Linked DNA regions of Homo sapiens: region 1 is linked to region 2. A link is a loop called in an ENCODE intact Hi-C map of the cell type or tissue named here. Cell type or tissue: mammary epithelial cell. All regions are shown on one strand. Each heading gives the region's core, and the rest is flanking DNA. Links, peaks and the distances in the headings are about the cores only. Region 1 holds the start of LOC124904314 (a long non-coding RNA gene). Region 2 has its middle 100 kb from the start of RNF152.

Evidence for each region. A loop is a pair of places that touch in the nucleus more often than their neighbours do. Peaks named below come from ENCODE experiments on the same cell type or tissue, not always from the same donor. Only the 100,000 strongest peaks of a DNase experiment are listed, where the experiment ranks them.
Region 1: a loop joins it to region 2, with 2.4 times the contacts of the local background. A loop is called at or near these places in 2 of 110 quality-filtered maps.

Annotation. Positions count from the first base shown.
Region 1 is chr18:61,604,665-61,610,047 of GRCh38, reverse strand. It overlaps LOC124904314 (a long non-coding RNA gene), which reads left to right and starts at 3,103. Exons shown (of 7, transcript XR_007066395.1): 1 at 3,103-3,197; 2 at 3,394-3,582; 3 at 4,937-5,112. RefSeq lists enhancers at 2,822-3,457, 2,570-3,769, 3,458-4,094. In mammary epithelial cell, for the core only: no CTCF peak of the experiment used is centred there; a DNase peak (open chromatin) is centred at 3,067; H3K4me3 peaks cover 1,381 bases; H3K27ac peaks cover 1,690 bases.
Region 2 is chr18:61,993,120-61,998,502 of GRCh38, reverse strand. No RefSeq gene overlaps it. Among named protein-coding and RNA genes, the nearest start is that of RNF152, 100 kb to the right of the region's middle. In mammary epithelial cell, for the core only: a CTCF peak has its summit at 2,759; a DNase peak (open chromatin) is centred at 2,672; H3K27ac peaks cover 2,866 bases.

The DNA.
Region 1 (5,383 bases), core at 330-5,329, 390 kb after region 2:
ATACACCCTCTTAGGTTAAGCAAAGGAAAAGGGGCTTGGGGCTTCTGTATGGGGAAGACAAGTTAGGGGAAGGTGAGGGGAGGAAATGTATAGTAAATAAGGATTGCCTTGTTATGCAGATAAGAGTGTCTCAGTGATAAGAGCTGTCTCCTGAGTAGCTTTCTTCCTGCTATGGAGGCACTTTTGCAAATGAGAATTTCCTTATTAAATATAAGTTTTCTTTACAAAAGGGAAAATTTATTCTTTAGTTTTAGGCAGTTAGAGGAAATTTGAGCTCTTCCTCCATCTGCTGGTTCTCAATTGCCTTTAGCTCAAAATAATCCTCATGCCAAAGTGGCATATTTTTTTTGGGGTGGGGGGGGCGACATATTTAGTACTCTTCATATCCAAGCAAATCTAGACTCAGGTTAGAACATTTTCTCAAATGATGATGCATTTGGATGACTAGTTGGCTAGGCTGGGCAACAGATTTAAGAGTGTTTGAGAAAAGGTTACTGCTCATTATGGCTTCAGCCTTCCTGACATGCCTACCTCATGCTCCTTTTTAATCTCATACTGCTAATTTCCATTTAAACACTGTCTCTTCTTAGGGCTTATTAGAATTAGTTGTCTCTGGGCATTACATATTCAGCATTTTGTCTGTGTTCAAAATTTCAGCTAAAGAGAAATTCTCCAAATTGCACAAGACATGATGGAATTCATTCTTTTAACAGCCTTGTCTCACTAGTTTTGTGTTTTGCAGAGGAGAAGGCAGCTAGATTCCTTTCCTTTCATGTAATAAAACATAGAGAAGAATAGGTCTTACAGCAAACCAGAAGCAAAGTTACAATGAAGACAAATATTTGAGAATACATCCAAGAATTTTTTGGGAAAAAAATGTGCCCTGGGAAAATAGATTCCAATCAACACAAATTAATTTCTTAGGAAAAAATTGTTAATATTTCCCTCCTCCTTTATTTCAGCATTGGCATTTTGATTATGGGATTCAATTCATGCCACAGAATGAGGACATGGTTTGATCCTGTCCAATGCAAGTCTTGTTGGGGATGAAAAATAAAATTTGGTACTAATAAGGTGTCCATACCTTAATGGATGAGAAATAGATAAGTTCTTCTGGTGCAGGTACCATGTCTTATTCATCTTTATGCCTCCGAAATGACAAGCCCAGTCACCTGTACATGGTAGATGATTGAAAAAAGTTTACTGAACTGAATTACTGAAGACAAGTGAATCTTGGGATTTGCTGTGTGCTCTTAATCTTTTGAGGCTATTGTCTAGGACAAGCTTGAGTCTTTTCTGGGAATGTGTATTCCTTCTTATTTTTAACTGTATACCTGAAGGTTTGTACATGGTTACTTAATCAGCATAGCATAAAATCCAAGGAAATAGCTCATTTACATTCTGCTTTATTTAAATTAGACCTAGGGAGATCTTACTCAGCTTACTTCATTATTAATAAATAATGAAACTATTCAGGAAGGAAACTTCAGTACTGGGGTGAGGGAGGGCTAGCTGTAACCATGTAGATTGCTAACATTTTAGTGAGGGCTGAGTACTACAAACACTGTGTATGAGCAATTTATGGAGTAAGTTTTAAATATAGCCTAGTCTTGGAGTCGAGGAATAACCAGATCAGTGATTGGTTGTTTCTATGTCTCATACCCAGAGTCTAGTTTTCCCCCTGTTAAAATTATGACCAGTAAACAACTGTGCTTTCTACAAAACTGGGAAAGTGCTTGTAATGGTCAGGCTTGAGTGATGTATGTAGCAAAGCAAAGTTGGCAGGTGCAGAATGAAAGATAGTGGTCACTTCTCCACTCAGGATTTATTTTCATTGTTTTTAGCTGGGAAAATAAATGTGGAGATTTTTCAGACAAACACGGTTTCTTGAAAATGCAGGTAATTGCTCCCATTGGTGTGCTCTGAAAGCACAGTGATACTTGCTAGGATAGATCATGAGCTGACATTACATTTCCAGGCTGGAACGCTGGCCTTTATCACAGCCTCAGAGGAAAAGGAGGCTGAGACTGAATGAGGCTGCAAAAGAGCTGACTGCTGAGACCATCACTTTTGCATATAAATTTTAGATCCTTTAATAACATGAAATGGTCTGGGTGCATTACAATTCCACATTAGGCATTGGCTGGCTGTAGACATCCAGGCAAGTGTAGGGGAGAAAAAGATAATTTTCTTTCTACCCAGTCTGAGTTCTTAGCCAGGACCCACTGTAACAAAAGATGGTTTAACAAGAGAAAAAAAAATAGAAGTTTATTAACATGTCTGCCTCATATATACATGAGAGTCACCCAGGGAAAAATGAGTAAATCCCAAAGAGATGGCTTTGAGTTCAGGCATAAATACCATCTTTAACTGAAACAAAGAAGGGTGTGGGAAAGGCAGGTTATGGGGAGGTAACCAGGAAAAGCACGGCAAACCAGGGTAAGGTTTATTGAGATTTGTCAGTGCTGTCTCCGCTGTTACATCTCTAGTGATTTAGACTGGTACAGAAAGGAGACACGAAATGGAGATTTCCTTCATAGATGTAAATTTTCTTTGTGTAATTTCTACTCTGTTTTCAGAGTTTCTCCTATGTCTGCATTTTCTCGAAATAATCAGCTCTAAATAATTCCTATGCCAAAGAGGCATATTATGGGGTAGCATATTCTGTTCTCTTACATGCTCCTTGCATCCCTTAAAGGGTTTTTTGTGGGGGGTGTTAAATTGTCCTACTATTTAAAACCATCTACCCTTAGTTATATAGTTCTCATGTGTAAATCTTAAGAGTGCAATTTAGGGCAGGCATGGTGGTTTATATCTGTAGTCCCAGCACTTTAGGAGGCTGAGGTGGGAGGATTGCTTGAGCCTGGGAGTTCGAGACCAGCCTGAGCCACACAGCAAGACCTCCATCTCTACAAAAAAAAAAAAAAAAAAAAAATTAATGCAAATTAATAATCTGATGAAAATCTTCCCACTTCCTTTGGGAATGCCAGAGCAGTGAGTCACTAGAGAGCCTTCCAGAGAGGGGAAGTGGCTGCATGCCTGAGCTCGTCACTCATTGGCACATCAGTTATCTCTGCCCTGCAGAGAGCCAAGGCGTCCTTCAGACAGGAAATAGGATCTTAGTGGGTGGCCGCCAAGAGCGCACAGACTTTGAAGCAGGAAAAGACAGTCTCTAGAGCAACATGGAAAGGATCCAGGTAAGGGAGCTTCTGTCGTCAGGGCCACATTGGCACCAAGGGGGTGCAGCAGAGGGGCTGACTTAGAAGAAGGCTAGTTTCTTCCCAATGCCACCCTATTCCACCACCCCACCACCCACGTTCTAAATGGTTTTGCGGAAGTGAATTGCTTAATTTCCCATCTTTTAGCCTTTAAAACATATTTTTCTCCCTCAAGTATTTGTTTTCAGGCAAAAGCAAGCCTCCAAAAGCCCCTTGGTTCTTCTCTGTGTGTCTCGCCCCTTCTGCCTTGTACACCAGACTGCCGGCAAGCAAGCGGGGAGGTGGCGAACAGCTGGGATCCTCCAGTGAAAAGTTTGCTCAGCGCGAGAGATGTCAAGAGGCTGGGATTGTCGCCTATCGGGAGGTGGGGAGCTCTCTCACTCACACTTCCTGGGAAATGAAGGAGAACTAATAGGCAGCCCGCATTTGCAGCCAGCCAACCTGGGTGGTATTCCTTGAAGTGAAGCGCTCATAAATCCCTTCTGGGGCCAGAGCCGGTTTCACAAGCTGCAGGATTTGGGTGGCCTGCCTGCTCTTTGGGAGCGGGCTTGGGAAGCTGAAGAAATTGAATCAGGACCTCAGGCCCTTTACAGACTCCCTTCTACACTTGGTTGCTGATTAAGAACATTATGTGGCATTTAAAATGGCACAATTATCTTCCGTTGGCCGTTCCTAGCTAAAAGTAGACTCCTATCAGCCCGTGACTGACGACAAGAAGGCTCTTCGTCCCTGTTTTTGAAATAAACATGGGTATAATCTGAATGTGTCAACTGCTTATTTCCTAAGGGAGTCTAATGGATAATTTTTAAAATCTAACTTGGACGTATTCATAATAAGCATCGTCCATTTTGCTAAGTTCTTTCCTAAGGCAAATAAATAGAGTCTTGCAATTGCTTTCTTTGTTCTTGTCAGAATGTTTCAGGTTTAGATTTCTCACCCCAGGGGAAGAAGAATGTGTGTACAAGTACATTTGGCAAACTGGGTTTGAAAATGTAGAGGAATATGCTTCTCAATAGAGAAGTTTCCCTCCCATATTTTCTTATGCTATGGGTTGGAAAGGCTATGTTTCCCTGTTTGCCAAATGCAAAAACAAACAGGCAAACAAACACAATTTTTAAAAAAAGTTAAAACAATAAGAAGGCCAGAAGCAATCTAATTTCAGTAATATTTTTAAGAAATTAATGGCCTGTATATGTGGCAACAGACACTTGGAAAAGATCAGGCCGACAGATGGGCACAAGTAAAGCCACAGGAAAACTGGGAAGGATGATAAATATTATCTGTAGGACATTTTTATCCCCCTTGTTAATTAACTATCCTGCTTTTCTTACAACAGCTATGCTTATTTTCCTTTTTACTCCAAAATTGTTTTATTTCATATTGCTTTCTTTCAAGTTTTCTCATATTTCCCTCCTGTGAGTTTTTTTTTTCTTTTTTTTTTTTTCTATCCCAAATCTGCTTTGATTTTCCATCCTGTGTTCTCTCCCACATCTCCTTCAACAAGGTTTTTGCAGGGAGAAAGGAAGGACATTTCCTTTGCCTCTTGTCAACTTCTTAACAATTTTCTTGCTATTAATGTCTAACAACTTTCCAGCCCCAGGGAATACACATACCTTCTTTTTCTATAAATTGTTGTGTGCTGTTCTCACTGCCCATCGTTGAAAATGCAACATGGCATTATTAATCTTACTCTCACTCTCTTTTTTTTTTCCTCTTAGAAGAATTCCACAGATGAATTGGTTCTGCCCTGTATCTTTGAATGGTTTTTATTTTCTGATGTCCAGTGTGGCAGCCTGGCAGAGACATTTAGTTGAAAGAACACGGGGCTCTGGAAACAACCAGTCCTCCTTGGTTCATATTCTCGTGTTGTCACTTATTAACCGAGTGACATTGGGTAAGTTCTTTTGTCCCTTTGAGCTAGTGTCTTCATTCCAATAACTATTCCTACCATCTGAGTTTGCTAATGGGTCTCAGGGAGAGGTAAGACATATATCACTTGGTACCTCATTTCATTTCTCTGATAGCAGAAAGTGGGAAGGTCATGACCAGTCAAGGGGCCTCTGAGTCAATCACGATTTTTCCTTCTGCAGAGTGTAATACCTTCTTTTCTTCCTGCCACAGAAAAAAACCACACTTGCTGAGCCAAAGAAGACCTTTCTGTTTTT
Region 2 (5,383 bases), core at 242-5,241:
ATGTCAAACTCTGAGTGTTAAATGGTGAGCAAAACTCAGGGGTTTAGGTGGTAAGCAAAATTGTGATGGTTGCTGCCTTCATGGAGCACAAACAAATGAAAAATAGCAACTGTGGTTTCTGCGACCAAAGAGAGCAGTAGGTGATTCTGTGAGAGACTGTGATGGGACATGGGACACCTGACCTAGTCTGGGGAGTCAATAAAGGCTTCCCTAAGGCAATGCTTGACCTGCAGGTGGGAGATGAGTCATTTAAATGGTAGGAGGGGGTGCATAGTTGGTGTTCAGGGCAGATGGGCTATTTGTGCAGTGACCCAGGGGCTGGTGGGCTTGCAGGTTCAGGAACTGAAAGAAGGGCAATGGAGGGCAATGCATCTGGAGTACAGAGCATGAAGGCTGGTGTCAAGAGATGGGAAAGAATAGAAAGAGCTGTGTTTTATTCACGAGGAGAAACCCTCAGAAAGTGGGACAGGGCACCTGATCAAGAGCATGCTTTCTCCTATACCCTCTCCATTCTGAGTCACGGAGAACATGCTGTAAGGAGGCAGAAGTGATAAAAACTGGTGACATTAAATCAGTCTTTCATCTGGCGAATGTGAAGAGTGCCTAATATGTAGGAGGCATTGTTCTAGGTCCTAGGATGTAAGAGATGAACCAGAAATGTCCTGATTTCTCCTCATAAGTCTAACAGTCTAAGTAGGATGTGACAATTCATAATCATAGTCATATGAATAAACAGTGCATTGCAAATGACACAGTGCTACAAAAGAACAGTGTAGGATGCTCTGAGATCCTAACAGGGGTCCTAACTTTGCGTGTGTTTGGCAGGAGGCTCAAGGATGGTTCCCACTGAAGACTAGGTTGACTAAGAGTTATTGGTATAATTATTAGAAAGTTACTGGGAACTTCAATTATCCCTCCTATTTCTACTCCCAATCTTTATTTCATTAGGTGACCTTGACCTTCATGCTTCCTCCCTCTTATTAAATAAAAACTATGCGAGGCCATTGTTTTGGACTAAACTCCTGCACTGGGTTCCAACAGACCAGACTAAAAATCAAGATGGAATCACCCATGCTCACCAAACCCACCCTGAGTTGTTGTTATCTGGCCTTCCAAGAAATCAGAAGAGAGAGATAGCCCAATTTCCCAAAGAGACGAGTTTCAATCTTCAATCAGCATGAAAATGATATTCCCTCTGTTTTAATCCTTACAACAGACTGACCCGAAGTAACCTGCTGTTAACCCCTCAGATTGTTCTGTCTCCCTATCCCTGCCTTGCAAGGAAATTAACTTTGAAATGGCCAATTCATTTTCGTTCTTTGTTTTTCCTTTCTTCATCCCCTTTTATGTATATAAAGCCAACCTCCCCTGTTCAGTTCACTGGAACACTTATTTTATTTTATGGAATGAAGTGTTGCCCTGTTCTAGAATCACAATAAAGCCAATTGAGATATTTAAGCTAAATTTGTTGTAATTGTGTTTTTTGACACTCTGTATGTAAACGGCAGCAATTGAATAGCAAGGTGACAGTGTTTCTGGTAGAGATGAAAAAACCTACATACTCTGAGAGTCATGTTTGTGAGCTGGATGTGGTGGTAAATGAAATAATAAATTATCAGATCATTGGGGAGCTCTGATTTTGTTCTGTTTATACTATATATTAATCTACCAGGAGGGCAGCAATATTGATATTTCTAAACTAACACCTTTTTTCTTACTAAACCAATTACTTCCAACATGTTAACAGTTCATCACCTCAAACTAGTCTATTTTCCAATCAGTTGAAGACAGAAAATCCATAAGCAGTTTATCAGTGTGTGATGCTGTTTACATTTCAGTGCAGCCATCAATGTGGTTTTTCATCATTCTTGGTACACCCAGCCCAATCTCTTCACAAATTAATGTATTTATCTAAAAACAAGCAGCAACTTGTGCTTATATATGTAGCCTAGAAGCCAGCCAGAGCTGACATCCAAGGAACTTTGGGTGTGGTTGGTTGTTCCCAAAGATAAAGGCCAATATCAGGAATTGTTCTGAATTGACATAGTCCTTTACCAAAAGCACACAAACTCTATGCCTACAGTGAAACTGTAAGTGATAACCCAAAATGACTACTGTAATGTGGATTTTAATTCCATCGTGTCCACTTAATAGTGTATATCTTGGACAAGTTTCTTAAGTTCTCTAAGTTTTCCCACCTCCTCTCCGCTGCTTTTTGTTTAGTAAAGTTGTAATAATTATATCTACTCTGCCCTTCTCATTTAGTTGTTCAAATTAAATGAGAAAATACTTGTGAATATACTTTGTCAACTCTAGATCAATATTTATGTGTAGGATACCGTCATTGCCATACAGGGTAGAATGGCATCATTGACCCCAATTCTTTGCTCCTTCCTGTAACTATATGCCCTTTGCCATGTGACTTTGCAAGTCCTCCTCTGAAGAGGCAGGATGTATTTCCCTGCTTCTTGACTTGAGTTTGGTTATGTTACTTGCTTCAGCCAATAGAATGTGGCAAAAGTGACAGTGCACACAGCTCTGAGCCTAGCCTCAGTCTTATGAAGACCAGTATGTTTCTGCTTGCTCTTCTACGCTCTGCCAATTACCATGAGAACATGTCCAGGCCAGATCTCTGTTCCCAGGAAGAGGAAAGGCATGTGGAGCAGAATGACTTCAGCCTAGATGCCCTAGCTTAGCCCCACCTAGACCAGCAGCCTCCCAGCTGGCCTGTATATATGTATGTGGCTGAGTCCAGCCAAGATCAGCAGAGGGCCCAGTTGAACCATGTGAAGTAAATAAATGTGAATTGTTGTATGGCACTGAGGTTTTGTTGTTGTTGGTTACATAGCACTATTGTAGTAATAGTTAATCAAATCATCCATCCAAACCTCCACCCATCCAGCCAATCAAACATCCATTGGTCCACTAAGCCCATGGTGTTTTCCAGGGACAAAAAGAAGAGATTTCAGTTTTGAATTGACTTTTCCTTCTCTCTTTTTGCTCCTGTATGCTCTTCCCTGCTTGCCCCAATTTTTTAAAATAAATTGTTCAAGAGTTGCAAATAGGGAATATTCTGTATAGCACTTCAAGTTATCCGAATAAAAAGCACAAGAGAAAACTAACAAATTTTTTAAATGTTTACTTCTGATATGTAGATGAGGAGTCTGTTAGGATTCCATGCTTTCTTTTTTATAGTCCAATTTATAGATGGGACTTGTCTATAAGTGAATGCAAAAGACAGAAACAAATTAAGGGCCTTAATGTCACCGAGTTTTGAAAGTCTTTTGGGGCAGTTCTAAGCTAATAATTCAACATAATACACATATTGAATATACACCACATGTAAGGCATAGTATAAGGTCCTGAGGAAACAGAAATAAATGAGGCTCTCAAAGATGTAGTAAGGGAAATGAAATGCAAACTACTCATCATGTTGCTTCTCATCAATTCTGTAACATTTTTTGCACTTTTTTACATTTTAAATTCAAGATGATATGCTGTAGTTTAGTTGGTAGTTAGTGTTTCCTCTTTCTTTGTTGTATATAAAATAACGATACAGATTATAATTGATAGTATCTTAAAGCCAACAAAACAGGAAAGCAGATTGCTATGAGAACAGCATATATACCATAATATAGGATCAAAAAGCAAGGAGAGATGACTTCTTCTTGATAATATAGGGGAAGACTTCATGGAGGAAGAATTTATTTGAGATGCCAAAAAACGTAAAGAATTTTAATTTAAAAATTGAAGCTAGAATAAAGACCACAGTAGGTCAATTGGTTCCTAAACTTTCTATCACCAAGGGACAATTTTTAAATTACCTATTCCCTCCTCCACCCCATGTTGTTGTTTAAAAGATTTGTCATTATAAGTAAATTTGCATTTATCAAGAGGTACTTCACTTTTCAATTTGATAGAAAAACCCATGCATTACTGTTAATCAGAGTTTCTAATCAGATGAGATAATCAGTATTTCACAGTGAGTTAGCATTTTTGGCCAAAAGTCAAGAAACTTCATATTTTAGTTAGTCTATGAGATTATTATTCTAGGTGACTGTTTAATTCCTATTAGGATTTTTGAAATATTGACAATAATTAATTCTAGATGGGAACCACCATACTACATGAGAAGTGCATCGTAAGAAAATATGTAGACAGGGGACCTACAAGTTGTGATTATGAATACACTTACCCAGCGCTTTCAGCAAATGAGGAAAAATGAGAGAGATGGTAGGAAAGTATGAGGGCCAGCTCATAGAGGGTCTTGAATGTCACACTTAAGAATTTAGACTTTCACCGTAACCATGACTGTAGAATTCATTACTGAATACAGAACTAATAGTATGAATTTGGTAAGCAGGAGAGGAGAAGGAGAACTGCCCTATATAACATAGCTAAAGTAAAAACTGAATGACTAAATTTCCACCAAAAGAACAACAGATGTGCCACAGCTTGCATGCTTATCTATTGTGATGTGGCTGCCAACAAACTAAATTTGGGAGGAACCAGTAAGCTTCACCATTAATTCTATATTTCTACATGAAAGTTCCAGGGAAGATACTGTATTGTGTAATAGCAAGAGGTTGAATTCTGAATTCAGACCACCTGGGTTCATGTTCTGGCTTGATTGCATGTTAGCTCTGTAGCTTTAGGCAAGTAACTGAAGATCTTTGACCTTAACTTTTATATATAAATGGGAAAAAATATTATCAATATTAGGAGACATTTGTAAGGATGACATGAAATAATGTTTGGAAGTTGTCTTGTACGTAGTTAGCAGGATTTAATTACTTAATTCATTTCTTTTAGGTTTGCTTGGAAAGCCAAATGTCAAGAGATTTTGTAGTGGCACAGAAAAATAAATTCAGTCTTTTCTCTTTCCATCATCTCGTAAGATGCCAAACTGACTGGTAATCAAGACCCCAGGAGAAAACATACGCTCCAGACACCAGCTTCATCTTGGCAGTGGTCTCAGTTGGACTTGAGAGTAAATAGGAGATGACAGCTGAATCTGGTGTGGAGATTCAGGAAGGTGGTTTTCCTGGAGGACGTTAACTGGAAGTTTATAGATTGCAAATAATGATCATTGTTGTAAATACATGAGGGTAGGGGAGAGAGGAAGCATTTTGGAGAATAAAGTTCTGAAATTCCTGGACAGGATTGAAATGAGAATTCAGAAGTACTAGAGCTTAGTATCCTGTTAAGGAGATCATGGCTGCCTCATTGCTACTGTTCTGCAAATTTCTTTAGCAATTCCTTTTAATCAGTCACGTTTGAAATTGTCACTGCAGAAAATGTTTTCCCAGTGAACATGCTTCGATATATGCTGACTAATAATAGTGAAACCTTATCTTTGGCATGTACTTTTGGACTGTTCAAA